Regions from separate parts of the Mus musculus genome. Here region 1 is linked to region 2. Evidence: chromatin loops called from intact Hi-C (ENCODE). Cell type or tissue: left cerebral cortex. All regions are shown on one strand. Each heading gives the region's core, and the rest is flanking DNA. Links, peaks and the distances in the headings are about the cores only. Region 1 overlaps Gm10804 (predicted gene 10804). Region 2 holds the start of Gm32824 (a long non-coding RNA gene).

Region 1 (15,039 bases), core at 4,219-12,218, 250 kb before region 2:
CCAGTGTGGGATGTGGGACTGGCTTACCCAGCTCTGTCCTCCAGCAAGGTGTGGTCACGGCAACAGGGTGGGTCCCTCTGAGTCTGAGCTCATGTCCAAGACCACCAACCCAATGGAGCAAGACCCTTCTAATGACACCAAATCTTATGAGGCAGCTTCCCTCCCCTCCCTCTCTCCTTTCTGTCTTCTTCCCCTCCCTTCCCTCCCCTCTCTCTCCCTCCCTTCCATCCCCCTCCCCCATCCTTCCTTTCCTTGGCTGCTTCTTTGTTCCTTCCCTTCGTCTCTTTCTTCTTTCCATCTAGATAATTAACAGATGTTGTCAGGTGGTCATTGAGGCTGGGCCATGCCAGGTTCAACACCAACCAAAGGAGGCAGAGGCAGAGGCAGCCATGAACTTATAGAGTTTTTATAGTGGTGAAGAGGTAGGGCAGCAGATAGGTAAACACAGAGAGGTCACTGGAGTGCCTGTGAGACGGCCGGCTGCTAACTGTGCTTGTGGCTGAGCCTAATGACCTGAGCTTGATCTGCATGGTGGAAGGAGAGAACTGTCGTCCTCTGACCTTTGTATATGAACTGTGGCATGCATGGGTACACATGCACACACCCACACACACATACACACATACCCACACACACGCACAAACACACACATACATACATGAAGGGGTATTGGAGAAGACACCCTAATGTATGTCCTTTTAGAGGGGAGATACTCCAGGCAGTGCAAGGGCCCTGGGGCTGCCACCAACCTGGTTCATGTGAGACACAGAGGAAGTCCAGAGCTCCTGGGCTGTGGTCAGTAAGGAGAGAGGAGGAGTTGCCAATGGGGTGAAGGGAGCAGTCCCAGCCCAGGTGAACAGGGTCAACCTAGGCCAGAAAGCCTATAGGTAGAACAGAACTGTGTCTCAACCCTCAGCAGATGTTCCAGATGCTCAAGAGAACTGGGCAGGTGTCTGGGCTGGAGACGTGCAGAGGATGGAGCGATGGAACGTGAGGCGTGATTGCCTGCATTCTTGTGGATGGGTTGTCAGGGAGTCTGGTGCCTCAATGGTGTAGTTAAATCTTAATTTTCTGAGGTCAGGCCTGGTGGTGCAACCACAAAACAAAACAAACAAAAAGAAGTGACCAAGCTGGAGTGGTGCAATTCCCAATGTGACCGCCAGGTGGCAGAACCCCAGCAGCTGTCCTAGCTCCAGGCAGCCTTGGCTCAGTGCTGGGTTCCGACAGCCTACATGAGTGACGGTCCCTGGTCAGCCTGGTAGCACTGACCACCAGGAAGTGAGGACTGATCTATTAAGATGGATCCCTGGAACTTTCGTTATCTTTGGACTTTTAGATTTTACCATGTGCGTATCTGTCCGTGTGTTAGTCAGGATCTGGCTGTGTAGAGCAGACTGGCCTCAAACCTGACTCAGTTTCTCAAGTGTGCCTTACAGGTGTCTACCACCACACCCAATATCTGCTTTGGTTTCACCACCGGCTAGTAGCATGACCTTAAACCTACTTAAGTTTCCTCATGCCCCAATGTCCCCATCCACATACAACCTTATAGGGTTGGTGGATAGACTTTAAAAAGCTGACACCCTGAGTGTATAGATTGGGCTCTCAGTTATCACAAGGTCTTATTGCCTCTCAACAGGAAAAGGAATCTAAGCCAGGGAAACACAGCAGAGAAAGAGCAAGGCACAACCAGAGCCAGCACGGGAGGTGGAGGTCACCCGTGCCCAGCCCTGATCTGGACACTGCAGCACACAGGAGTGATCCTGGCTGAAGACCACTCACCTCCTGGAGCTGGAAGGATGGCTGAGGAGGGCGGGGCAGATAGAGGTGGGGACTATGGTATCACACCGAGAATAGCAGAGGAGCCAGACCCGGGAGTCGATATCAGATAGAGGAGCCTGGGGTTCCAGAAAAAGAAGTGTCTGTTTCTTCCTTTGGGGACGCTTGAAAGAACAACAGAATCTATCGATGACACATAAGGCACTGGGCACTCATGCATGCTATCTCGATAAAGAGTCAGGGGTCTCAGGGGAAAGGGGTCTGAAGGTCAAAGAGGAAGCCGCTTTCTCTAGGCCATACTGCTGAAAGCTGACAGCAGCAGATGTAGACCTTCTGAGGCTTCCAGCTCCTTCTCCAAGGGATGAGGACCTAGGAAGAGTGTGTGGGAGCAGTGCTGACCAGCACAGGCGGCGATGACCTCAGGGGCTTGGCTTCACTTCTCTTCTGGAATCCGGACATTGGGCGAGGTCCCAGCTTGCGTGTCCTGGGAGCTACGGAGGCCTGGCCCAGAGTTAATTACCAGTGGGAGGACAGTTTGAGAGTGGTGACTTTGGGGTTCAGGCTAGTGTCCCTTCACAGACATCTGGTCCACTCTCAGGAGACTAGGGAGTGGCTCTGAGTTGGGTGGAGGTTGACTATAGATGGGCGGACAGCCTAAGGATCTGGGACCAGCCCATTGGCTCCTGTCACCCATATTGCCCATCTGTGATGGGGATGGACAAAGCTTACAGAATCCTCTTGGAATCCCTTCCAAGGTCAGAGGGATGGGAGTGTGTGTGTGTGTGTGTGTGTGTGTGTGTGTGTGTGTGTAAGGGGAGGCTGGGGTATATAAGGACAGTAGAGATTTGGGGTCAACAAGACTTGCATTTGGTCAGGACCCAGAGCAGCAGCCCAGCTCAGCAGCTGTTGGACAGGCTATGGACCACATCCAGGAGGGCTTCACTGAGACAGGGGTCTTTGTCCCCCACCCAGGACAGACTTCGCGTTATCTACTTCCATTTCCAGCTCCTATGTACAATGGGGGAGGCAGTAGAGGATATGGCTATAGGTCATCCTGCAGATGACCTTTTCCCATTCCACATTGAGGGGACTTACCTAGGTTGTAGCAGTGTCATAGAGCTGGGGGTGGGGGTGGGGTGGGGTGTGGGTGCTTTCCTGGGTTGTACAGCTAAGAAGGCTCAGGAACAGAGGTGAGAGAGGTTCAGGGGCCCATACCCTTTATCCCTGTAGCTCTGGGTGCCTCTTGAGAAGCCGGACTTGGTGCTGGGGTGGGGTTCCACCAGCAGAGTGCTTGCCTGCCATGCACACAGTAAGTCCTGGCTCCATCCCCAGCACCACAGAAACCTGGGAGACTCTAATCACTTGAGAGATGGAAGCAGGATTAGAGAAGTTCAAGGTGCAAGGCTAGGGGTAGCTGGAGGTGAGGGTGGGCTGAGAGAGAGAGGTGGGAGGGTTAGGAAGGAGGGGGAGATATCCCGAGGGCATCTTCTCTAAGAATTGGCACTGCCTTGAATGCCCAACAGTCCTGGTCTCTACTTTCTAGATGCAAGTTTGAAGAGTTTCCCATCTCCTTTCCTTTCCTCCAAGAGAGACAGAATCTGTGAAGCAGGGATCTCTGTCAAGGCCCCGGGCTTTCCTAGCAATTGGTGTCAACTCAAAACAGACTAGGAACTGAGAAGCTGAACCAAACTCCATGGACTCTCAGGCCTAAAGCCAGGCAGCTCACCTACTTCCTGTCCCAGAGTGATGGAGACTCAACTGAGGCTCAGATACCTGAATGGACTGTGCTGGTATCAGAAAAGCCCCTGTGTGACTGGCTGCCCCTGTGTGGAGCCCTCCGCAGCTCTATCGCAAAGTTCTGGTGCAGAGCTGGCAATAATCCCAGCACGGTCTCTGCAGCCTGGATCGCGTGTGTTTTATAAGGGCTTGGGCGCCACCTCGTGGTGGCATATGAGCATAACATGGTTTTGTGGGCTGCCGGAAAGATGCTAGGCCCGCCCTCCGTTCCTCCCTCCCTCTCCCTTAACCTCAGTCCCTTCGGGATAAATAGACTATGAAGTGCAAAGGCTTAAGGGCTGAAGAGAATTGGTTCAGAGACACAGTGGAGTTTATATTTGGCCTTGAAGAGATCATCACGCTGTGCAAATTTCAGATTCAGAAAAGCAAGCACCACTGATTTTCTCTCATATGTGAAATAAAGCTTTGAAAACAGGCTGAGCGTGGGGGTGCACACCTTTAATCCCAGCACTCGAGAGGCAGAGGCAGGCTGATCTCTGTGAGTTTGTGGCCCGCCGGGTCTATACAGCCAGTTCCAGGACAGCCAGGGCTCCATAATGAAATCCCACCTTAATTAAAACAACAACAAACAAACAAACAAAATCCACAAAACACAGGAGGCTATCTTGAAAGACAAAAGGAACCTGTGAGAGGAGGGACGAGGGCGGCAAATGACCCAAGAACGTCATAAGCACCTGCCGCTTGCGTTTCTTCATCGGCTTGATGAGAAACGTAATCTGGACAGGACTATGAGAGTGCTTCCAGAACGGCTTAACTGAGGAAGGAAGCCCCTCTCTGGCCGTGGATGGCACCAATCCCACAGACAGGTTCCCCAGGTATAGGGTACACAACAACCCCGAGAGAGCGCCTGACACCTGCGCCTCCATGCTGTGCCCTCAAACTGTGAGCCAAAGTGAAGTCTTCCTCAAGATGCCAGTGCCGGGGACTTCGTCACCACGATGAGGACAGTGGTGGTACTTCTTGTCTGAAAATGTTACGACAAAAGCATATTTTAAGCAGACAACATACGCCAATTAGAAGTGCCAACATTCCCCACACCCTTGCTGTTGGTCCTTGGGAGTGAGTACCCACTACCCACGAGAGGGTGATTCACAGCAGCGACTGGTCCCGACTGAGCCAAGTGCCTGCTCCGTGAGTTTGGTCAGTTCTCTCGCATGGCTGCTGAGCTCCAGCGCAGATGGGGATGATGGGCCAGAGGGTGGGTGCCTGGCCAGCATGGCAGGTGCTGTGGCTGACTAAAATGAGAACAGAAAGAGGGACTTGCTGGCAAGGGCGCCCATGAGGGAAACAGGCGGTGAGTAAACAGAGACATGTCTGGACATACCTACCCAAGAACAGCTGGAAGGAAGTAATAAAGCGTCATCTAGAAAAACAAAAGAAATAAGGATCTGGAAAAGCAATGGAAGAGCTCAAATCAATGCTACCAAACAAATAAACAAACAACAAAACCAAAACCCCAAAACAAAAACAAAATAACCCACCATACCTCCATCTTCTGAATGTCCGGTCCCACCCAGCAACTGAATCCTAGCCACCATCATTGCTATGACCTCAGTCATCTCTATCACCTTAATCACCACCATCCCCACCATCATACCATCCTAGTCATCTTATTCCCCACCATGACCACCACATCCACCACTACCACCTATCACCGTGATCTTCCACACCACCATCACCATCACTCCATCACTACCATCACCCATATCACCATCATCTCCATCACCACCAGCATCTCCACCATCCTAATCCTCTCAGTCATCATCACCTTCCCCACCACCATCACCATCATCTCTGTCACCACTGTCATCTCCTCCGCTGACATATTGCCCTCACCGCCATGATCATTATCACCTCCATCACCACCCTTGCCAGCATCATCCATCACCACCATCTTCCTCATCATCCCCATCACCACAATCATCACCTCTACCACTGCCATACCGATGTGCCATTGACATCCTCATCAGCATCATCTCCATCTATCACCTCCATCCTCATCATTTCCATCAACGCCATCACCAGCTGACACTATGCATCAATACCATCATCACATGGTGGCCCCTAGTCTCTCACAGACACACCACCATTCATTACCCATTGCCATATCACCGTGAACACAGCAGTCACCACCACCACCACTGTGTACTGTGCACCACCATTACCAGCATCACCATCAGCAACATCTCTGTCACCACCATCGCCAGCTGCCGCCCCCGCCCCCATGGTCCTCACTGTCTCTTCTTTTGAACCACACCCACCTTACAAAGCCTGAAGCCTGGCCACACCTCACTCATCTGTCTATAACACCATAGTGTTGAGTTTGTTCTTCCTGCTTGTGGTGGTTTGTATAAGCTTGGCCCAGGAAGAGTCACTACTAGGAGGTGTGGCCTTGTTGGAGTGGGTGTGGCCTTATTGGAGTGGGTGTGGCCATGTTGGAGTAGGTGTGGCCTTGTTGGAGTGGGTGTCTCACTGTGGGTGTGGGCTTTAAGACCCTCATCCTAGCTGCCCAGAAGCCAGTTTTCTCTTAGCTGCCTTTGGAAGATGTAGAACTCTCAGTTCCTCCTGCACTATGCCTGCCTGGATGCTGCCATGCTCCTGCCTTGATGATAATGGACTGAACCTCTGAACCTGTAAGCCAGCCCCAATTAGATGTTGTCCTTATAAGAGCAGCCTTGGTCGTGGTGTCTGTTCACAGCAGTAAAGCCCCACATATGACACTGCTTTACAAGAAGTCTGGAGCTCAAAGAAGAGGCTCCTTGAACAGAAATAGACCATTGCACATGGTGTGCACGACAGAGGTTTCGGTTCAGGCTTTCTGAGGGCTGGAGTCAGGCCTGCTGTGTTAGTCTGCTTCCTGTCTCTCCGACAAAACACCTGAGATGAATTTCTCCCTAAAGAGACGAATATCTATTTATTCAACAGTTTTGGGATTTCATGGCTTGCTGTTTAGTCCTGCACACTTCTCTCTGGGGACCCAGAAGTTGTCAGACACCAGCCACTGAGGGTACTGACTGGTTGACCAGACATGGCTGACAGCTCCTGGAGTCAAGATGACTGGACTTGAACACCGTCAGAGACTTGAACTTCTTTCCCCTTCTGTTTTCTCCTCTGCAGAGCAAGGACAGTCCTTAAATACAGATCTAACTAGCCATGGAGACTTAACTCTGTCATCTTAGCACGTGGATGACTGAGGCAGGAGACTAACAAGTTCTAGGCTCTCTAGAGAGCTGTGTGGATGCAGTAGTGCAGGCTTCCCCCGCCCCACAGACCCACTGCCCAGGCTGGGATCTAGAAGGGAATGCCAGGAAGAAACTGGGTCTTCGGGGGGCTTCCTAGGCCCTGCTGGCTGTGCCAGGCAGTGGTCATGCCACAGTTTACGCTTCCCTCCCGGGGCTCCTGACAGAGGATGGGCACAGTGACACCTGTCACATCTGCTCTGCACTGTTGTCTTGTGGTTGAGGATTCCCTCCTGGACCCCAGGCTTGAACCTACCTCTCCCACCCAGGTCCGCTCCTCCCCTCAATGACTCAAATGTGTCTGCAATTGTTCTTTAACTGCATTTTTCTTGCCATGATCACCCTCAGGCACAGGGCACTGTGCTGTGCACAGACCAGCACTGACCTGTGTGACCAAGGTCTGAGACAGGGAGAATGTCTGCAGTTGGAGCCTTAGGTGGGGTCCAAATTCTTTCTTCTGGTTCCCAGCCATAGGGAGTTAACATGAGACCTTAACTAGTTGAAGGAGGTGACAACACACACAGAAACACAAACTCTGTCTTTATCCCTGTATGTCTCCCTGTCTGTCTCTCACAAAAGACACACACACACACACACACACACACACCTGATGATAGAGATACAGGCCAGAAGATTCGCTGCACTGACAACTGTGGACACTAGGGGGAGGTAGATGACCTCGTTTTAGAGCAAGGAGCTGTTTCCCTCATATTTCCTGTAACTGGCAAGAGCTCAGGGGTGAGGAAACCAGCACTGGGGAGGAAACCAGCACAGAGGGGCCAGTGCAGAGGTAACATGGTAAGAAAGCAGCCTGGGTGAGAGCCATCCCACACCAGAACACTGCATGACACAGTATGAAGGGTAACCAGTATCTATGGATTCCTCTAGGAACTCATGTCCCATAGGAACCCTGCAGGTGACAGAAAGGAGAGACATGGGTGAAGTGAGTGTCAGAGGCTCAGAAGCTATGGCCATCTGGACCCTGGATGTTGCAACTGGAGTGGGCCAACTGCAGCCCCCTCTGTCTGGCTGTGGCCCAGGGCTGTCTGTCCAGCAGCAGCCTGGGTCTACCAAGAGGTTGCAGCTGTTACCCAGTCCCAGCTCACATCAAGAGAGTCCTTTTTTCTTTCTTTTCCTTTTTCTTTTTTCCCACCGCAGAAAACATAACAGTTGAATATTAATGTGAAATCTCCCAGTTTTTAAATGCTGGCAACAGACTCAAAACTTTCCCAACTCAAGTCTCAGGGAGGAAACGTCTATGTGGCCCCACCATAGGCTTTGGGGCTACCGACACCACAGATGTAGACCAGGCTGGCCTGCCTTCTCTGGAGCATGGGGATTAGCGAGTACCAGCTGGAGGCTGAGGGTATTTTGTTTGACCCTGGGTTTGGCTTGGGGAAAGCTCTCCTGCTGTGCGTACCCCACCCCCAGCTCAGGTGTTTGGGGGGAGCAGGGGCTGTCTTTCCTGCTTCTCCCTCTCCTACACCTTCTCATCCACCTCTGGGTGGACGGGGAGTGGACGTGAAATTGTTTAAGGGAGCTTCGTGCAGCTGCTTCCTCTGAACCGAAACTTCCCCTCCCGCGGGGAGGAAGGAGGCTGGGAAGATTCAGACTGCTAGGGAGGCGATCTAGGCTCCTGATGCTCCGCGGGGTGCAGGATTCCCAAGACCCCTTCCTCCCTGCAGTTATAAAGTATCTTTGCCAGGAAGAAGAGACTCCAGTAGAGTTGCCTGTGTGTTAGGAGCTCCAGGAGGCAGCCTTCCTGAGACTCCGCCCCTTCTGGGAAGGGCTTCTGTTGCTGCTACAGCTGCCTGAGAGTCACTCGTGCTCTCTGGAGTAACTCCTGGCTGGATCTGTTTCTTTGGTTTGGTATTGTGTGTGCCTGCGCTGAGGTGAACAGATGTTTGCTCACATGTGCCCACAAAAAGCCACACAGCACGGGGCTCCTCTGTGTCAGCTTTGCTACCCCAGCAGCCCTCACAGGGAACGTGAGGGCCGTGGGTAGTGGCTTCCAGCGTGCTCTACTGGGTTCAAACCTTGTACTGCTCACGCAGAAGACCCCGGTTCAATTCCCAGCACCCACCCACGCTAACAGCTCACAACAGTCTAAAACTGAAGTTGAAGGGATCAGACACCCTCTTCTGGCTTCCTTGGGAGCCCACACACTCAACGGTATTCATACACACGCGCATACATTAAATAAGAATCATAGAAACAGATCTTGTTCAGGCATGGTGACACGCATCTTTAATCCCAGCACTCTGTCCATGTAGTGAGGTCTGTCTCAAAATAAATAAATGGATAAATACGTTTTAAAAGAAATAGAATAACATTTAGAAGCTAGACGTAGGTGGATTTCTGTGAGGCCAGTCTGCTTAACATAGTGAGTTCCAGGACAGCCGGAGAGACACAATAGAGAGAGCCGGTTTCAAGACAAACAAATAAGCAAACAAAAAGAATAAATAAACTCACAGCTACTAAGGTGTAGGTTCATGAAGGTTTGGAGTGCCTAGACCCCACCTTGGGGTCCAGCTGATGCCTGCGAAGGAAAAAAAAAAGCAGTTTTGACAGGAAACTGTGAATGAAGACATTGATGGACTAGTGACCCAGGTGCAGAGATCACCAAATAATGAATATGCTTCATGAAATGTAGAGTGTAGCATCCCGTTATTAAATCTGGCATCATCGTCCCCAGAGAGACCAGGGAGACTTCATGAAGCAACTGATGGGAACAGGTGCACTGTCCCACAGCCAAACGCTAGGCGGAGCTCGGGGGTCCTGCAGAAGAGGGGGAAGAAGGGCTGGAGTAGCCGCAGGGATCAAGGACATCACACAAAAGGGCCCACAGAATCAACTGACCAGGACTCACGGGGCTCAAAGAGATCAGGGAACCTGCAGGGGTCTGAGCTAGGTCTTGTCCTAAGAGTGGGAACAGGGGCTCTCTCTGGCTCTTCTGCCTGCCTTTGGGGCTCATTTCCTCCTACTGGGTGGCCTTGCCCAGCCTCGATGTGAGAATATGTGCCTGTCTTACTTACTGTAGCTTGTTGTGCATGTCTGGTTGATGCTCTGGAGTGGTGTGCTCTTTTCTGAGCAAAGGTGAAAGGAGAAGAGACTAGGGGGAGGGGACGAAGGGGAAACTGTGGTCAGGATGTAATATATGTGAGAAGAAGAAATTAAAAGGAAAAAATGGTAATATAAAGCTGGGAGTCAGGTGCTCCTCTGATTGGCTCTGGCTCATCTGCTCGGCTCAGGCGATCTTCTGGTCGGCTCGGGCCACTGGCTTCCACCCTGGCACAGACAGAAGGCAGGGCTGCTAGGTTCTGTTAACTGGTCACGTTTATAACCACGGTTGCCACCGTCACTTTCCTGGAAAGGCTAATAGCCACACACCTCAGGCCAAGGTGGGTGCTTTCCCCAGACCTTCAGACGTAGCAAGGGGCAGTGAGTAAAATCAGGTCTGGGTGGTCTTTGGTTAAATCACTGCTACTAGAATGCACCCAGGCTCTCCAGTGGAAACAAGTTTGTTGTCCTGGCTGTAACCCAGCCAGGACTGGTTTCGAGGTCAGTACATTATGGTTCCACAGCCCAAGAAAGTAAAGGTCCCAAGCAGGCCCAAAAGACTGGAGGCGATACTGATGAGAACTCATGGGCTCAGACATGGGGCAGGCACCGAGGTGCAATGGAGGTGTGCTCTGAGCTCTGGGGCCAGCATCCTTTATGACAGTTAGGTGCGGCTAGCAACCCCTGGGGAAGCTCTCTCATCTAGAGTGGACCTCTGGGGGAAGGGTGTTTGTTCTGTGCTGGGTGCGCAGAATCAGGTCTCTGGATATGGCTAATTCAAAGCTCTTCTTGGGGTGCGGTTTCCGTAGCTAAGGCTGGTAGAAATCATCTGTGAGGTGCTACAGAGTTGGTCATGTTGTCATCTTGATATCAGGGAAATGCTTTTCTGCACCTCTGTCCCCACACGTGGGAAGCAGGCATCCTAAGAATGAGCATTATTAGGGCGATTGAAAAAAAAAATCTGTTCACGTTCACAATGCCGAGGAAACAGGGCTGGCCAAGGGGCAGGAAGGGTTTCCTCTGTCTAGAAAATTCTAAAAGACTGTTTGTTCTTGCTCTAAAACAATTTCATTTAGATTCCCAGTTCTCGTCAAAGGGAATTCCACCCCATGTCTCTGAGGACCCCCAGGAAGCCTGCAGCAGTTTCTCAAGGCAGCTACCCTAGAACTCGGCCTTCTCAGAGGAGGCGCCACCATTTTCTCCTTTGAGCACAGTGTTCCTGCCTGATCTCCACTATGGAATGAGAAGGAAGACACAACCTGACTTCCAAGGCTGGATCAAGACATCGCAGCTTTAACATCACCCTCCAAGTGTTCGGAAACCAGAAGGCTTGCTATGAGAAAGCCAAACTGCCTGGAGGCCTCAGGGACAGGAAGGGAGGCCTGTGCTCGGCACTGTGACTGTCCCATCCCTTCCTCTCCCTCTCCTTCCTCTCTCCCTTCCTTCTTTCCTCTCTTCCCCTTCCCACCTTTCTTGACGCTGACCCTGACCTCAAACTCTCTCTTCCACCTCCTGAGTTCTGTGACTACAGGGAAGTGTACTGCTGTGGTTTGAATGAGCATGGCCCCCATAGGCTCATAGATTTAAATGCTCAGTCAACAGGGGTGGCTCCATTTAAGAGGGATTAGGAGGTATGGCTTTGTTGGGGAAAGTGTGTCTCCCTGGAGTGACTGACCTTTGATGTTTCAAAAATCCAAGCCAGTCCCAGTGTCTCTCCTGCTGTCCACGGATCCAGATACAGAACTCTCAGCTCCTTCTCCAGCATCCTGTCTGCCTGTGTGTCTTCATACTCAGTGCCATTTTGATAATGGACTAAACTTCTGAAACTGAAAGCAAGTTCCAAGTAAATGCTTTCCTAAGAGCTGCCATGGCTGTGGTGTCTCTTCACAGCAGTAGAACACTGACCAAGACAACACACTGTGCATTTCCTGCCCTGCACTGTGCTGTCCTGTGCTGGTGGAAACCCTGTCAAAAATCAACATCACCGGATGTGGTTTCGAAACAGAGTTTGTTATAAGTCTCCTGGCCTCAGGTATTGTGTTATAGTAATACAAAATGGGTGAATATAATAACAGTGAGAGAAAAATAATCTCTTCCTCTTGTATTTGAGCTGTGCAGAAGTTTGGGGGTCTTTAATGAATCCAGGCACAGATGAGAACCTGATACCCACACTCTTGTCCGTGACTTCAGACCATCTTGGGGACAGTGGACTCTTCTAAGGCCTGGAAACTCTTCTAAGGCCATACTTCTTTAAAAGTTTAGTCACCACCCCACACCCTCCAATTGGCCATTTGAGATCTTCTGCTAAGCTCTCTAGGCCTCCTTGGCTTTGCCTCTGGAATGGCCTAAGGATTTCACACCAGATGGGAGTCTCTCACTAGAAGGCTGTTTCTCTTCCTGGCAAAATGCCCCCAGGTAAGGCTGGAAGAAAGGGAGTCAACATTACTGGGACATCCATCCATTTTAGCTAATGAGTGGCTGGGTCTATATCTACCCAGGCCCCGCCCTTACAGTCCCAGATACTGTGCACAAGTTCTAAGGGACAAGGACACCGACTCAGATAAGAGTGGTAACTATGTCTACAGGATCATCTTGACCATGCCTCTGTGTAGAAACACGGGGAGTCTCTGTTCAGCTGGCCCAAATACAGCCTCAAGGGCAACCCAAGCCTCTTGGCTCCTCTATCCCTAGATAATTGGCTCTGTCACAGGTGTTCAACTTCTGGAGGCAGTAGCTGTGTGGAGCAATGAGCAGATGGGCTGGGGTATCCTCACGACTGAATCCTGTATTGTTGTGACACTGAGGACAGGAAGAGAAGCAGGTGGGTGGGCCCAGCTATGGACCCGAGCTGATCTCCTCACATGCTCTAACTCCTGCATGAAGCTGCAGAATCCAGGAAGTCCAAACTGGAGCATGGTCTTGCTGATGGATGGATGATGGTCAGGCAGGAGGATGAACCTTTTGTTGTCTGGTCTGTGACCTGCTCAGCATAAAAGGATGCTTATCGAAACTGTATTCTAAGCTTGGGTTTCTTGTGCTAAACGAGGCCTGCACACTAGGACCAGAACCCCAGGATGTCAGCGCCTTTGGAGAAAACCTCAGCAGGAGTGCAGCAGACAGTGCCTCTTGTGTGGCAGGAATTCCAGAAGCTGCACACCTACTTCCCTATTTCCCACAGGACACTCTAGACTGCCCCCATCTCCAGTCTAGAGTGGCCTTAACAAGAAAGGGTTGCCAACAGGATTTAAATAGGAGGGGCAAATTGGTAGTGGAGGAACTATCTGGGCTAGGGAGGGGCTGATGGGACCCAGGTCTTTGGCCTATTGTGTACCATTTTCCTCTCAGGTTGAAACAACCCATCTTTCAGGGAATCAAGTTAAACAGGAAGGCAAACAACTCAAAATAGCTTCAGGAAGTCCCTGAAACTGACCAGATTCACTAAGCCCCTTCCTCTCAGAGTAAGCAATAAAGCTGCAAAGAGTTTCAGACAAGTTAACTACAAAGGAGAAGAAGACTCAGACCAAGAAACAGGCTGAGATACCTGGAAGGGATTTAGACCAGCTAAATCACTTGGACACTCACCAACCTGCTGAGCTCGCTGAAGCTGTGTCTTGTGCTCAGGTTCCCAGAGATGTCACCTGTGTCTAGGTTGTGCTTTGGAGATTCATCGGTTCACCACGTTGGACTTGGGGCGTATCCATGCTTTGGTCTGTTGTGGATTCCCTACCTGGGGAGAATTGATGTGTATGTAGAATCCCTTCAGGACAAGTCTTGTCACACAAAGAGCCATCTGTGAGTCACCATCGCAAACATCCTAGCTTGGGGGTCAAGGAGGTCTCAGAGAAGGGTGGGGAGGAAGGTATTTTATGGCCACTTGGCAAAAGTTAGACAAGGTCAAGATCTAGCACCCAGGCCAGGACACCACAGCACCCTATTTTCTCACTATGGCTCTGGGTCTCGAGCATCCATAGTGTCAGGGAACAAGGTTAGATCTTGGCATCTTATGGAATAAATGACAAGCATCTGAGAAGGGCAGTTTATGTACCCTAAACTTAGCTGGAATTGCAAGCTGTCCTGAGCCTCCCAACTTAGGTCCTGGGAACAAACTCCGGGCCTCTGGAAGAACAACAAGTACTCCTGTCCCATGAGCCATCTCTCTAGCCTGTTTCCTAAGCTTAGTTTATAAATTGTTTGATTAATTCATTACCCGGGACCTATCGCTAAATGTGTGGTTGGAACCCTTGCTCACCCTGGCCCATCTGCTCTCTTTCCTTAACCCCACCTGATCGGAGAAAATTCTGGCGTAATTCATCACCCCTCAGCTCTACATTTCGGGCAACCCACCCAAGAGTGCCCCACCCAGGGGCTCAGCTTTTGACCATATATGGGCATGATCCCAGCTCCTAGCTGACGCATCGCATCGTCATCCCTCACCTAAGGCCTATAAAGCCCCTTGTGTGAGCCTTGCTTCGTGACTTCCCTGGTCCACTTCCTTGGGATAGGGTGAACCTGCCTAGGAGTAGCCTTTATCTATTTTAATCTGGTCTAACCTGGTCTAATCTGGCCTACATCGCACTGGTAGAAAACCCGTTTTCAAGGATGACCATGAATCCCCAATCTTCTTTCTCACCTTTACCTCCCAAGTGCAGGGACTTCCGTTTTTTTAGCATCATCCCAGACTTAGTCCCTCACTAGACTGAGCTCTTGGTAAATACAATTTCTTCTCATCTCCACACTCAGAAAGTTGGAGGAGCAGCAGCAGGAAATAGAGGACAACCTGGGCTACATGAGACCAAAAGTAAATAAAAAGTTATTTCCAATGGCCACTGTCACAATATTTTTGTTATTAATCCTTTTGTTTGTTTGTTCCCTTTTCATGCAGCCCAAGTTGGCTTCAAACTTGTTTAGCCAAGGTTGGCCTCAAACTCCTGATCCATCATGCCATGCTGTCTGTCTGTCTGTCTGTCTCTCATAAACCAATAATGTGTTTTTATTAGGTTAGGGTTTTGTTTGCTTTGGCTTTGGTTTTGTGGGTCCCTTCTTAAAGGCACTTACTTTGCCCTGGGTAACACAGATGCTAGGTCTACCTAGGCCCTGTGAGTGAGTCTCAGCCTACCCTATGCCCAACAGTGGCTCTCAACCACAAAGCTGACTCGGAATTACC
Region 2 (15,039 bases), core at 4,238-12,237:
TGGGTCTGTTGTCCAACACAGCCTGTAATGAGATCTGGACTGTAGAACTCCTCACAGGTGTGATTAACACAAGTCTCCACAGAATAAGCCCAGTTTCCTTGGCGCTGTTGGGATCTGGCTCTCTCGATGAACTTTATAGCAAATCTTAATGCTTTAAAACCAAGAAAAGCATGCTGGGCAGTGGTGGCACACGCCTTTAATCCCAGCACTTGGGAGGCAGAGGCAGGTGGATTTCTGAGTTCGAGGCCAGTCTGGTCTACAGAGTGAGTTCCAGGACAGCCAAGACTACACAGAGAAACCTGTCTTGAAAAAGACAAAAAACCAAAACCAAAACCACAAAACAAAACAAAACCAAAACAAGAAAGACTCCCTGCATCAAATCCTCCCTAAGGGGAGCCTGTGTCAGGGGGTAGGATGTGGTGGCATGGCCCTGATGCAGAGACATCCTAGCAGGTTCCCAGATGGCATCAGATGGGTGGCCACCCAAACCTGCCACCTCCTCTTAGTCTAATATCAGTTCAGATATTGATGAAGACACAGCTCCTGTGCGGTCAGCAGAGTACAGGGGGCTGCTGTGTGGTCAGGAGATAACCAGTGTAGCCCTCCCCAGGTAACATGGCACAAAGTCTCTGCAGCTTTTCCTTAGTGCCACGGGTCAGTTAGTGAGCCGTTGCCTGGGTGCACATCAGGAGCAATGCACTCATTGTGTCCCGATGCCCAACAGCCTGTCATGGTGAACTTTCTCTTCCAGGACAAGCTGGGCTGCTGAGAGACATACCTGAGACCCTCTAACTAAGAGATTGCATCCTGTTGACTCCTGAAGAGCTGCCCAGGTAAGACTTCTGTCCCCTTACACTGTACCCCACTGTGACTCTGTCCAATCTATGTGTCTTTCCTTGCGGTCCCCCTTGCTCACTCTCTATCATCTGTCCCCACCTGTTTCTTTCTTGAGTACGGGTCCCCGTTTCTGGGTTGCTTACTCTTGCCTTTTTGTCTCTTTCCCACCATGCATGCATGCATTCATTCATTCATTCATTCATTCATTCATTCATGAAGTTGTGTTAACTGGTGCCACTGTGTTGGTCTGTCCCGGACACTGAAAGTGTCTCGGTGACACTGGTCATGGCTTGGTGCTTCTGAGTAGCCACACAACCTCTATAGTGGGTGGTGCCTACACAATGCTGTGCTGCCCCAGGTAGGACCCATCACTGGCTGCCTACATGGCATGGTCACTGGCCACATTAGTACTTCTCAACTCTTCAAAACGAATGACGACTTCCATAAGATGTGCTAGTGACGTGAAGTATCCCAGGCCAATTCTAAGCTTAGAATTGTTAGTTGTGTTTGACAGAAGCACCCCTCAAAGCCTCAAGGTTTTATTCTACCTAAAGCAGTAATTTGGATGGCATGCATCTATAAGCATAGGACCCTCCTGGGCTTGGGTGAGGGATCTCTGGGATAAATATCCAAGCCCTGGACAACACTGTCACTCCCGTATCCCTGGGTTGTCTTGTAGAAGGGCCATGTGGAAGCAACTTCCAGCCTGCTCGCCACTGCCCTTCCCCTGCCCCACACCCACAGTGAGAGGCCTGGCTTCACACCAGATCACATTGGCCCTGGACGCTGGCCTTGCTCCCATCCTTCCGGGCCAAGACTAAAGGACTTTATCTATGTAATCCTGTCTTTGTCAAACATCCATCATTCTCATGGGGTTTGTTCTGCAGTCATGCAGACCAGAGAACTCTGCAGCAATCTGAAAAACAGGGTCTCCTCCTCGGGGGACTTTTCTTCTCCCAGTTCAAAACACTGGCCCCTAAGCCAGCTGGAGATAGAGGGCTGAGTTCTGGACTGTGTCGGGGTGTGGGAGATACTGAAGATAATTAGGGTTTGGCTGGCCTTAGGGAATCCGATCAGAGAACAACTGACTACAGCTATGCTTCCCAGTGGAAATCCCCATCCTTCTACAAACCTGAGTTGCTGCAGTGAGGTCCCTGGTGTTCAGCAAGCATCGCAGGATGGAGCCTCTAGCCAAATATGGAGGGACGGACCCTCCAAGGGTTAGGCTTTTTAATCCTCATCTCTGCAAGTCCCCAGAGAGCCTAGCATTTCCAAGGAATTTGGGGTCTAGACCCTAAAACAAAGTCCACGGAGATCCTGAGGGTGGTAGGACTGGTCTGTCCTCGCAGCCTTCATTATAGCTGTTCCTCACGTCCTGTGGGCTTGGTGGAGTGAGTATCACAGAGGGCCTGACATTCCAGAGACTGTCTCTTTCTAGGTGTGTGTGTGTGTGTGTGTGTGTGTGTGTGTGTGTGTGGTATATGAAGTGTGTAATGTGTCTGTGTGGTGTGTGGCATGCACCTCAGAGGAGGGTGACAGATCAGAGCCAGGGAACTAGAGGATGAGAGTTAGGGCCCCAGCTTAAAGCTCCATCTGGTCTCACCCAGTTGCAGATCTTAAAAGAGGATGGTTACTAGGTCTCCTGGGGGCTGGGGCTGGGCTCCACCTGAGTGTCTCCAGAAGGATTGAATGGCCTTGTGTTTTCTAGGTGAAGAACCATGGAGGGCGACTGTCTGAGCTGCATGAAGTATCTGATGTTTGTTTTCAATTTCTTCGTTTTTGTAAGTGCCTCCTGCCTCTCTCCAGCCCCTCCCCTGGGTCTCTAGCCTCTGCTGATGACAAGGCTAGCCTTCTCCCTGAAATAGCCACAGAAGGCTGAATATCCACAGGCAGAAGTGCCTGACCAGTAGGTCTCCTGGAAGACCTGGCACTGACTGCCCAACTCCTGAGTCCCCACCCCCATTCCCATCACAGTAGACATTTCAGCCAGACCCTGAGATGGGACAGCCTCTGGCAAAGGATATGCTAGACAGACTAGGAAGATGGTTCATTTACAACCCAAGTTCAGTACCCAGAACCTACATAAAAAGCCAGGTGTGGTGGCACTTGTTCATTACTCCAGCTCTGAGGGACACCCCTGAGGCTTTGCCTAACCCAACACTGTCTCAAAAAACAGTGTGTGTGGCTCCTGGGGAACAACACGTGGGATTGACTTCTGGCCTCCACACGCACACACGTGCACAGTCACACACATGAATATGCACACATGTGCACACACGTGCACAGTCACACAAATGAATATGAACATATGTGCACACACGTGCACAGTCACACATGAATGTGCACACATGTGCACACACACGTGCACACTCACACACATGAATGTGCACACGTGTGCACACACGTGCACAGTCACACACATGAATATGCACACATGTGCACACACGTGCACAGTCACACACATGAATGTGCATACATATGCACACACGTGCATGTGCACCTGCCCACCCCCACCCCCACCCTCAATCAAGCAGTGACCTCGGAGCAGTGCAGACCAGCCTTGTAATTGGAAGCGTCTCGGAGGAGGCTGTCTTGGCATCCCAGCTCTGCAGCCTGGAAGCACACTCCACCACTCTGAACCTGAACACTGTCCTGTCTTCATGACTTACCAAAGCGGGCCTTTTGAAAACTTAGCAAGATCAGTGAACAAGGTGACACGAATGTGGCCAGTATGGTTCTCCCATCTCCCTCCAAACTCTGGGCTGGGTGTGAAGGAACAGAGAGGCTCTGGTATCAGGCAGCCTGCCCCCTGCTAACAGGCTCTCAAGGCCCTACTCAGGCCCCCAACTCCTTTCAGTAGCCAAGCCCCTTCTCCAACTTCTTGGACCCCATGGGCTTCCCTGAGCAACCCAGGCCCTCCACCTCAGGCACCACTGCTGACTCACTCAGGACAGTCCTGGAAGAAGAGTCCCTTTGTTGGCAGCAGCAGGCTGTCTGCATTTCTGCCTGTCCATTTTCATACCTTTTTGTGTCTCCCTGGGACCCACTTCCTGGACCTTGGGGCTAAGCAGCCTACAGATGGGAAAGTGGCTTTCTCCTAGCTGGGGACCCCAGCCCATGCTGGCGATGCCTGGACTTTCCTTGTCAGCCCTCGACAGATGACTATGGAACCCCGAAGCCGCCCACAGTGATGAGGGGAGCAGACCTTATTGGAAAATTAATAGGGAAATTGATCAGAAGTTAGGATGTAGCAGACGACCATCAGTGCCATCCTCTCCTCTGGCCTGCTCAATTATCCAGTCTCTCTACTCACCATGCCCGACACACCTACCAACTAATGGCTCTCACCCAGCTTTCCACCTCTACCCACAGCTCACAGACCCCCCCTGAAGCAGTTAGAGCCGTCAGAGCATCCCCCTCCCCAGCCTCACCTGAGCCACCAGGAACATCAAGCCCTGTTAGTCCCAGATTCAATGTCAAAACAGTTCTGCACACAGCAGACCCACTTCCAATCCATCCCACCCAGGAGAACTGGGAAGTCTTGCCCACTGAAATCTGCCATCACTGCTCTGCAGGGGCTGCTGTGTGAGGCGGGAATTTGAGCGGCTGATTAAACACGATGGTGCAAAGGCTCAGAAAGAGTCAGCCGCTTAAAGTCACACTGCTAATAAACAGCAGACATGGCCTCCTGCTCCAGCCTAAGTAGTTTCTGTCCCACGATAAGCAAGGCACAAAGAGAGATGGGCCACACAAAGACATCAGTGAGAGGCTTTGGGGCACACATTTAAGAATGGGTGCTCATTGGGCCAACCCTGCCCCCTAGCGTGGCCACTGGGAGCTCAGCCTCACCTTCAGAGCTTGTCCATGGAGCAGTTCAGTGTCAGACAGACCTAGGCTGCAGCCTTGACTCTGCCATGAACTTGAGAGTCATTGGCCTCCCCTGGGCCACAGTGTGGAAGCCTCACAAGCTTGGGTCTGTGACATTTAAGGAACATATGAAAGTCACGAGTAAGCCCTGAGGGGCACAGTGTTTCATGGACGGCTTGATGTGGCAAATGGGTTAGACATCAGATAGAGGGGGGTGCGAGCTACACTGAAGGCCAAGGAGCTCCACAGAGGCTCAAAGCGGCCAGTGGGCCTTGGAGATCTGGGTTTAGCATGATGAGATCCTGCCCAACTCTGCTGGCTCAGGCTTCACTTGGGGGGGGGGGCGGTGTAGAAGGAGCACCTGACTTCACTGTCTGTCTGTCCTCTTTTCTTCATGCCTGCCAACGGACAGCTGGGAGGCGCTTGCCTGCTAGGTGTTGGCATCTGGGTCCTGGTGGACCCCACCGGCTTCCGAGAAATCGTGGCTACCAACCCCCTGCTGACCACCGGTGCCTACATCGTACTGGCCATGGGTGGTCTGCTGTTTCTTCTGGGCTTCCTGGGCTGCTGCGGGGCTGTCCGAGAGAACAGGTGTCTGCTGCTATTTGTGAGTGACCCATCCCCCACCCTGACTCTACCTGTGTGTGGCTGGTCTGGGGGGTAGGGGGGGGTGGATAGAGGGCTGTTGACTACCAAGCCCAACCTGGATTCAGAAACCAAAATGTTCTTCCCACCAGGGTGGTTGTCAGCATAAAGGCCACTGGGTCCTGGGATCTGGGGATGTAGTTCAGTGGTCAAGTATCTATATGCCAGGCGCAGGATGCGCTTACTGTGGTCAGTGGTCTGGAAGCCCTGTGGTGTCCATCTACTTGCCCACAGCCCTGCAGGAGGTTGGCGCAGAGGCCACCTATTATTGGAACACTGAACTGTCAGGCCATCTGTTACTCAAGAACCAGACAGTTATCCCATCCTGGGTGAGGAGGCCTAAGGTCAAGGATACTGTTCCAGAGTAACATGAATCAGACACCAAAAGAAAGTTTGAGAAAGCTTGGAATTTGGCAGAAATAGGAAGATATACTTTGGGGGGGTCAAGATGAACATGAGTGAGAGAGAGAGAAACTTGGTCCACTGAGGCTTCTGAGGTGGGTGTGAAAACTGAGTCTGCCCAGGATGACACTTGAGCTTTTTGATAAGAAAACTGCTCTCCACTTCTGTAGACAAATCATGGAAAAAATAACTAACCACATTCTATTAGCCTTGGTTTAACTTTGGGTCTGCTCTGAGTAGCCCTAAACTCAAGGTGGCTGTTTAAAGATAGGTGATAGCTAACCACGCACTCATAGGCTTACCTTTTAGCTTGGGGCCAGGACGGAGTCGGTGACTCTGTCACCAGGAAAGAGTCAGTGACTGTCTTTACTATCACCAGGAAGGAGTCAGTAACTGTGTCACCCGGAAGGAGAGTCAGTCAGTAACTATGCTACTGTGTCACCAGGACAAAGTTAGTAACTATTTACTGACACCAGTTTGCATTTTGGCTTTGTGGCCAGTTGAGAGGCCCAAGCTATTCTGGTTCATTCATGGCTCAGCAGTGACAAGCAGTTTGAGGCTGCTTGGTGGAACATTAGTGTTGGAAGACTCTTAGCTGCCTCTTAAGACTATCTCCCCCCCACCCCCAGGTCTAACTCCTTGCCTCCCCCAATACTTAGAGTGACTCTGTGCTGGCTTGGGGTGTCCCACCATATCTCTTGGAGTTCCCCTGGTTCCCCTGCCTCCCCACCTCAGAAAGTCAAGCCAATGCCCTTGGCCACTGCACACTTGGCTGTGTTCACGCTCAGGGAGTGTCCGTGGCGTCTGAGCTGAGTGTGTCACCCTCTGGGAACAAGGCAGCTCTCAGGCTTTGCTACCCCAGCTCCTGAGCCTGTTTTTCATGGAGCCTCTGCCCACAATTCTTGGGAGGCCTTGGTCTCCGAGTTTAAACAGCCTGGCTTCTCAGGGTCTACTGAAGACATTGGCATTGGCTATGATACTCTCCTTCCTTCAAGAGCCCTGATCTTAAACTGGGAGTAATGAAGCCAAGCTGGCTGCTGGCCAGACCACTCACCCCACAGCTCTCCATTTCCAGAGTAGAGACGATGGATCGCTTTCCAAAGAAGCCACTTCTTAATCCCTTGCATTTGTCACTTTTCTCAGGGCTATGAAAAATGCCAGACACGGGCAACTTAGGGAAGGAAAGGTTTCATCTGGCTCATAGTGGAGGTACACTGTGTCTTGGAGGGAAAGGCATGGGTGCAGGAGCTTGAGGCAGCCGGTCACAGTGTCAGGAAGCAGAGAGAGAGGCGTGCTAATGTACCGCTCACTCTCTTCTTCAGTCGGTGGGATGGTGATGTGTGCACACAGGGCACCTCTTGCCTTCTCAGTGAACCCAGCCTAGAAATCCCTCACAGCCATGGCCACAGGTGATTCTAGACCCTCTCAAGGTGACAGTTCCAGTCCGTGTTAGCCATCACAACCTTCTCCTCCTGCTTTGGGGTTAACCCTTGCAGTTCCTTCCATGCTAGAGATGTGTCAGGGCCCTGGAGTGACTGTCCCCTCCCTCATGCCCAAGCTGTGAGAGGTGACATAACCACAAAGGATGCAACCCTGGCTGTGAGCGTGCGCCTTGCTCTGTGCTTCCCCTCTGGGTTCTTAACCTCTTGGCCATGGCATCTCTGACCGGCAAGGGACTGACTAGTTCCGTTGGAGGCTGAAGCTAAGCAGATCAAACAGCAACAGACAGTCTTTCTCTGGATTCCCCTGGGCTGTAGTGAGGGAGGCTCGCTGTCCCCATCTTGGTAGGTGGGTTTCTCACCCAGGAGTATCTGTGGGTGAGAATGTTGAGCCTGGACCTGCTGCAGGGTTCCTGCTTAGAGGTGCATGCTTACTCAACTTGCAAATGTGCCCTTTGTGTAGGTGGCATGCAATTCAGGGTCACCTGGGCTGGTGGACTGAAGGACTTCCTTGTAGGGGAGCTACTTCACAAACTATGGGTGAAGGCCCAGAGAAAACAGCAGGCCCAGGAGCTGGGGGCAGGAAACGCTGGCCAGTGCCTCACTCCTGGAGGGCAGGCCACTGGGTTCAGACCCCAGAGGGATTCCCTGGCGGTGGATACAGCCATGAGTTCAGAGATCAAAGGCACTGCCTTACAAGCAGTGAAACTGTCTTTCCTACAGTCAGTGGTACCAGGCATGCTAGAGAAAGACATCTGGCCTGGGGCTTCTCCCAGATTAAGACATCCCCATGTGGCTCATTCCTATCATAGCTGTGTGCTCCACCTCCCAGAGAGGAAGCGCAATGGCCTGTGACACGAGCGGCAGGGGAGCTGTAGCTCCCTTTATTTCTCACAGTATAACATGGCCAACTTTACTGGGAGAGACAAAGAAGCCTGCTGGTGCCCCCTGGTGGACTGTCCCCTTCCCTGTCAGTCAGCTCCTGCCTGTAGCAGCTCTGGCTGGGGACCCAGAGGCTTTAAGAAAGATCTGGTCTCAGTGTGTGATGACCCAACTGTGCTGTTCCTAGGCGTGTACCCAAAGGGCTCTGCATCCTCCTACAGAGACGCTCGCTCATCCGTGTCCACTGTTGCTCTGTTCACGATAGTCAGGAGATGGATGGGTAATGAGAATGTGACACATATACACAATGGAATTTTATCAAGCCATAAAGAAAAATGAAATTTATTAAGTTTGCAGGCAACATGAGTGGAACTGGAAAATATTGCATTAAGTGAGGTAACTCAGGCTCAGGAAGACAAAGAGCTCCTGTTCTCTCTCAGGCAGATCCGAGCTTCTAATTTTTATTTATGTGTATTTCTGTGGGAGTAAGTTCTGGGTAGAGGCCAGAGAACTAGCAAGGGGCCCTAGAGAGGCAAAAAGAGGGAGGGAATGGGAAGATAGCAGAATGTGTATGATGTAGAAGGGGTGGGGCTAGGAAGGAAAAGCGTGACGAGCTGGGCCGTCAAGGGGGTATATGAGAGGATGAACCAAAACTAAGGGGTTACAAAAGTGACCTAAGGTAACGTGATGCTTTGTGTGCTAAGTGAACATATGCATGTGTGCATGGAAAGCGTTTGTGGGCCCTGCATGGTGGTGTGCACCTGTAACCCCAGCACTGAATTAAGGGGGCTAATGAAGGACTACTGTGAGACCAAGGCCACCCTGGGCTACAGAGTTAAAATCTGTCTCAGAGAAAGAGAGACAGAGACAGGCAGAGAAAGACAGACAGTGAGAGAGAGAGAGAGAGAGAGAGAGAGAGAGAGAGAGAAACAGAGACAGACAGACAGACAGACAGAGACAGGCAGAAAGACAGAGACAGACAGACAGAGAGAGGGAGAGAGAGAGAGACAAAGAGACAGAGGCAGACAGAAAGAGAGGGGGGAGAGAGAGAGAGACAGAGGGGGAGAGAGAGACAGAGAGACAGAGAGAGGCAGAGACAGAGAGGGTGAGAGAGAGTGAGTGGGAGAGAGAGGGAGAGAGACACAGAGAGAGAAAGGGATCCAGAAGGCAGGCAGGTCGTGCCTCTTCCCCTCCTCACCTCCCCACAAGGGATGCATCACTGTTAATGGGCCCATCTCTGCAGCCAAGCCCGGAAGGCAGCCTGTGCTCTTGGCTGAGAGCAGGCTGTGCTTGGCTGCTTTGCCAGCCTCGGCTAAGTGTGCCCTGAACCCTGCCAGCGGGAGAGAAAAATGGGGCGTTTGTTTTGCATGAAGTTTAAGAAGGTTGAGAGCTGCGGACAGGCTGAATTAGTCCTCGAGCTGACCACCAGCCGGGTCCTCTCCGACCTTCCGTCTCCACTTGGGCCTGCTCATCTCTACATCTCCCCCTCCTCTCCTCTTTACCTTCTTCCATTTCTCAGCTTCTCTTCCTGCTATCACCTCACCTCTCTGTGCTCCCCGCTCACCCCTATCCCAATCCCAGTTCACACGAGGCTAAAGTCAGTGTGGGTCAGAGGCAGGGTGCAATGCTATGCCTCAGACTGCTGCCATCAAAACCAGGCCCCAACCCAGAATAGATCTGGACAGGCCAAAATCATATGCAAGAGAGATGCACTAGGGATGGAGGCATGTATACGTGTTCTAAGTATGTGAACATATATGTGAGTATATACACAAGTATATTGTGTGTACGTGTGTGGTATGTGGCACCCTCTGTAGTTTTATATAGTTTATTACGTGTGCATGTATGTCTGCCCTGTGTATATGGTATGTGTACCTCTGCTGTGGATTTTGGTGAATTACATAGTAGTATGTAGGTTGTGTGCACACACATGTACAGGTGGCATGTGTGTAGTGGGGTGGAGTTGAGGGGCATAGAAGCTTTGAGAAGCTTTTCTAAGACAGGCTCTCACACTAGCCCAGGCTTCTGTGGGAGCGAGGATAATAGTCTTGGACTTCTGGTACCCCAATACCTCCCCAAGAGCTGGGATTACAGATGTGCCCCATGTCCAGTTTCTGCAGTTCTGTAATCTAGCCCAGAAACTCTCCTATTCTAGGCAAGCACTCTGCTGACTAAGCTACATCCCGAGTCCTTCTGGAAGGTTTTCTAAAAGGTCCGGAACCTAAAACCAGTTCTTTTTTCCAGCCTAAAGCTGGTTGTGTGGTTGCTCCTGTAGAAGATGGCCACTGAGTCAGACCCTAGTAGCATCTAGGGGCTTCCTGGAGGCTTTTGACTTCCTCCTTAGCCAGGCTGTCTAGAAAGGGCAAACATTGTAGCTCTACTCATCCTGGGACCCTGGCCCCAAGGTCAGCCACAATAAGGCCCAGGTACAGAGCAACCCCTGCTTGCTTCTGGGACTGAGAAGCCCAAGTCTGAGGACAATTGGCCCTGTGACCAGCCATCTAATGACTAGCTTAGCTAATGACAAGAGCGCATGTGTAGGTCAGTGTCCCCCACACCAGCCATTTCCTGTGTGTCTCCTCTGAATGTCACAAACACCCCTGTGGCCAACTTACCTGAAGAATCTAATTTTAACAAGGGCAGTGGGGTGGGATGGAGTGACGGGGAGGGGAATGGAGAGGGAAGGAGGGGGAGGGGAAGCGAATACATGAGCAGTACTTTGTTGAAATTGAGGACTGCTTACCAAAAAGGAGATTCAGGCCCCTCCCCATGAGTAAGGACACCAAGGCTCTGCTAACCTCACAGTTTAACAGCAGTCAGAGGATGGGAATTCCCTGGGAGGGCAGCCTATGGCCCCTGGGGAAAGTCCCTAAGCAGGAAGCTGCAGGAACTGGAGGAAGTCACTGGGCTGAAGGAGTGGGGGCAGGGTGTAGCATTGTCTCTGTTGTGAGTACTGCAACCTGCTCTTTCCTCTTGAAGCTCACACCCTGGGCTGGGCAGAGATTCAGCAGGTAGGAGCCCCCAGGCTCCCTGCCTCTGGACTGGCTTCTCTTCCCCTCTCCCAAGCTGGATCTGCCTTCTTGGCATCTCTCTAGGCATCAGCTCTGTGCAGTCCACTGCAGGATGGGCCTGTGGCTGCCTTGTATGTGTTCATTTGCCCATTCCCAGAGGACCCCAGAGCAGACACTCAATAGAAGCTTTGGGATGAAGCACAAGGAAAAGACAATCAGATGTCAGTAAGAGCTGAGCTTTGGGGGAAAGGGGGTGTTGAGATGGCTCAGTGGTTAATAGCACTGGCTGCTCTTCCAGAGATCCTGAGTTCAATTCTCAGAACTCATATGGTGGCTTATAGACATCTATAAAGGGGTCTGATGCCCTCTTCTGGTATACATGCAGGTGTACATGCAGACAGAATACTCATACAATTAAAAAAGAACATAAATTTAAAATATATATATATTAAAAAGCAAAAGAGCTGAGCTTTGATGTTTTGGGCTGTGTGTCCTGAGGCTGGCTGTTTAACCTCTCTGAACCTAAGACTCTTCATGTGTAAAATGAAGATGACCAGATCTTCCAAGCTATCATTCTATGGTCACAATCCACTGGGACAATGTGCGTCTTGCTTAGCTTGGCTCCTGACCTCACTTGATACATAGGAAACAAAAATACTCAGTCCTGGCCAATCACAACTCTGCTAGCAGTTCATAACTCTTAAGAACTGGCAGCTCCTGCAGTCAGTCACCCCCAAACTGCAGTACCACCAGGTGCAGTCAGTCACCCCCAGACTGCAGTACCACCAGGTGCAGTCAGTCACCCCCAGACTGCAGTACCACCATCTCCTCTTAGTAGTAAGACAGAGGGTTGCTGCCCATGGTACTTGCCCCTCCCTCAAGCTGCAGAAACCAGACCACCATGAGTGGCCTGTAACCCTGAGCTGGTGGCATGCCAGTCCCTGTTCTCCTAGATGGCGCTCAGGCTTCCATTGGTCCTCAGTGGCCTTCCAAGAGATCAGCAAGGTGGCTCTCATGCAAAGTCACACAGAGTGGAAAGTGGCTGTGCATGTGTTACCCATAATTTGTGATCTTGGCCACAGCTGGCAATGTAGGTGTCACTGTAGGGTCACCTGAGGACCTGCCAACAGTCAGGGAGGCCACAGAGCAGGGAGAGGCCCTGTATGGCCATGCTGAGTAGGGCTGATGACCAGCCAAATGGAAATGCCAGATCTCTCAGCGGGGCGGGGCACTGAAAAAGGATACTCTCTCAGTGGCTGCTCAACACAGAGCTCTCAAAAGCATCCACCATGGCCCAGGGCACCCAGGAGGTCATGACTGAGTGGCCAAGTCCTTAGAAAGAGGAAGGTTCTACAGCTTGTCCAAGTGGCCAGGATGGGACATAGGAACCAGCCTCTGTGTGTGCTCCTGGTTGAATCACCTCTGTTGGTGGCTCCATTTGGGGTGAGAATGGAGTTTGCAAGGGTACTGAGGAAGATGGGCCAAACTGCTTCTTCCTGTCTTTTTGAGCCAGCTCCAAAACAGTGCTGGTGAGGACCAGAGCCTGAGACACACAGCATGCGACAGGGTCATGGTGATGATCTAGTCTTTTGTGAGACCTCTCAGGTGCTGGGGGAAGGTAGCCTGCAGCAGCTGGGTGCCTCTGTTTGATGCTATGATGTAGACAGGGCCCCCTCTGCTGGAAGAAGTCAAGAAGGCCTCTCAGGGGTGAGGCTGGAGCTTAATTTGGGCACAGGGAACCATCCAGCATGGGAGGGCCCCACACCAGAGCACCCAGGTTAATCTGTGAAACACAGGAATTTACTGAGTGAAGCAGACAGGGCTCTGTGTGAGACATCAAACGCCCCTCCCTGAATCTCACTACCTTTCTGCCCATCTTGGGCCTCTGTTTCAGCTGAAGATAGCACTCCTCCCTTCTTCCACTCAAGACAGCATGGCTTCCTATTTCCACATCAACCAGAGAGACTAGGGCAGGGAAAAGTGGCCTTGGGGTTGCCAGGGTAGGAAACCCAGCCTCAGATCCCCAAAAATTTGGGAATTCACCAAGGGAAATGTCCCCAAAGGGAGCCCCCTCCCAGGGCCACCAGGCAGGGCTGCTCAGGTTGTACACGGCACAGGGTGGCCTCTCTCAGCCACCATGTGCTCAGAAGACAGATTTATCTGTCTCCACTGCTCACAGTTTCTGTCACTACTCTGCGGCTCCAAGGGTAGATCATCAGCGTGTTTGTTATGAAAGCGGTGATTTAATGGGAGTGAAGGTCTGTCTAACAAGATGAAAACATCCTATCTCTCACGTAAGGATGTGTGGTAAGATGGCGCCCCGCGTGGGCCTCACAGCTGCCCTCTCTCTGCAGTTCTTCCTGTTTATCCTGATCATCTTCCTGGTAGAGCTCTCAGCAGCCATCCTGGCCTTCATCTTCAGAGAACACGTATGTACCACTCAGCTTCCCATCCTGCTGCACTGAGGGGCACCGAGTGACCCCTGCCTCCTCAAAGATACCCTTAGAACTAGCTGTCTCATCCAGGGCCTTGGGTCTAAACATAACCTGCACCTCAGGAATGCATTGGGGTCCAGAGAAGTGGGGTCTCCTATAGGGGTAATTCCAGAAGGCCCCGACCAGGGGTGCCTAAGGGTCCCCACTCCTGGAGCACCTGGTACAGGCTCCAGCTTGGTTTTAGAATCTCTATCCAACCCCAGTGACGGCCTGATGATGGGTGTCACATAGTCATGGGGTTGGAGAGGATATACCCAGTCTGGGCATGCTGTGTGCCTTGCTAGGCTACCAGCCTCTCCCTGCTTAGCCTACACCACAGGCTTCAGCCAGCTCCTTCCCCTGAGCCTAGAGGACAAGGCCTCGTACCACAGACAGATGGGCTTCAGGAGGGATGGAAGGATAAGACATGGGCCAGCCTGGGACAAGGAGCCAGCCTGAGGAAGCTGTTGAGAACAGTGGCTTTGAGAACATAGCGGGTAGATATGGGTGATTGAAGGGATCCCTCTTTACCCACACTGTGGCTTCCTGTAGGTTGGGCCCCATGACTGTTGATTCTGAAGAACAGAATGACAGGCAATCATGTCCTCCAGCTCCCAAACACCCACACACTCATCCTCTGTGGAGAGCTGCAAGGCTGAGCAGGGTTCCCAGTGTGTCCCATCCTGGAGTTAGATGAGCCCGTAAATACAGACACGCTTCTCTCAGCCTATGATGAGACACACCAAAGTTCCAAGCCTTGGGAACAGGGTGCCTGCCCAAAATGAACAGCTTAGTATCACCTTGGGAAAGACAGGCTGGGAGGACTCAGGACCCTCTACTTTGTCCTCAGCTCACCCGAGAGTTCTTCACCAAGGAGCTTACCAAGCACTACCAAGGCGATAACGATACGGATGTTTTCTCTGCCACCTGGAATTCAGTCATGATCACAGTGAGTGCCCCTCCCCATATTATCGTGGGATGCCGTGAACACTCAGAGCCATAATGTGACATGAAAAAGCCTGTCCTCTAGAGCCCTCCTAGTCCCTTGCCTGGACCAGGCATCAACAATCCATCAAGAATCACTGATCCTACTCTTGACCTCTGCATCGTCATTTGCACAGCACTCCGAGCTGTCAAGGCTAGTGGATCACAGTCCACTGCCCCTGACTTAGGTCCTCACGCAGTACCATTGTGAGTGATGTTAGCGATACTCAGTACAGAGGCTGAGGGGGTGGGTGAGTCGTTAAAGTGATTGCTGTGTGAGTAGGAGGAACTGAGTTTGGTCCCCAGCACCCATGTAAAATATCAGGTACGATGATGGATGCTTATAAGCCCAACACTGGAGAAGTGGAGACAGGCACATCCCTGGGACTCACTGGCCAGCTAGCCTAGCCTAATCTACAAACCCCAGGTCCCAGTGAGAGCTTCTGTCTGAAAAATAAGATGGACAGCACCTAAGGAATGACACCTGACATTGACTTC

Evidence for each region. A loop is a pair of places that touch in the nucleus more often than their neighbours do. Peaks named below come from ENCODE experiments on the same cell type or tissue, not always from the same donor. Only the 100,000 strongest peaks of a DNase experiment are listed, where the experiment ranks them.
Region 1: it touches region 2 in a loop (6-fold over the local background); 28 of 42 quality-filtered maps call a loop at or near these places.

Annotation. Positions count from the first base shown.
Region 1 is chr2:93,463,874-93,478,912 of GRCm38, reverse strand. It overlaps Gm10804 (predicted gene 10804), which reads right to left. Exons shown (of 5, transcript NR_040532.1): 3 at 13,458-13,602; 4 at 11,551-11,701; 5 at 9,039-10,797. Among named protein-coding and RNA genes, the nearest start is that of Cd82, 8.9 kb to the right of the region's middle. In left cerebral cortex, for the core only: CTCF peaks have their summits at 7,489 (motif pointing right) and 9,562; DNase peaks (open chromatin) are centred at 4,666, 7,485, 8,593 and 9,562; H3K4me3 peaks cover 555 bases.
Region 2 is chr2:93,210,291-93,225,329 of GRCm38, reverse strand. Tspan18 (tetraspanin 18) reads left to right here. Exons shown (of 10, transcript NM_183180.2): 3 at 752-833; 4 at 2,546-2,618; 5 at 5,117-5,311; 6 at 13,438-13,512; 7 at 14,408-14,506. The coding sequence starts at 2,556. Gm32824 (a long non-coding RNA gene) reads right to left here and starts at 6,120. Exons shown (of 4, transcript XR_001783414.2): 1 at 6,054-6,120. In left cerebral cortex, for the core only: CTCF peaks have their summits at 4,675, 8,137 (motif pointing left) and 11,470 (motif pointing left); a DNase peak (open chromatin) is centred at 8,140.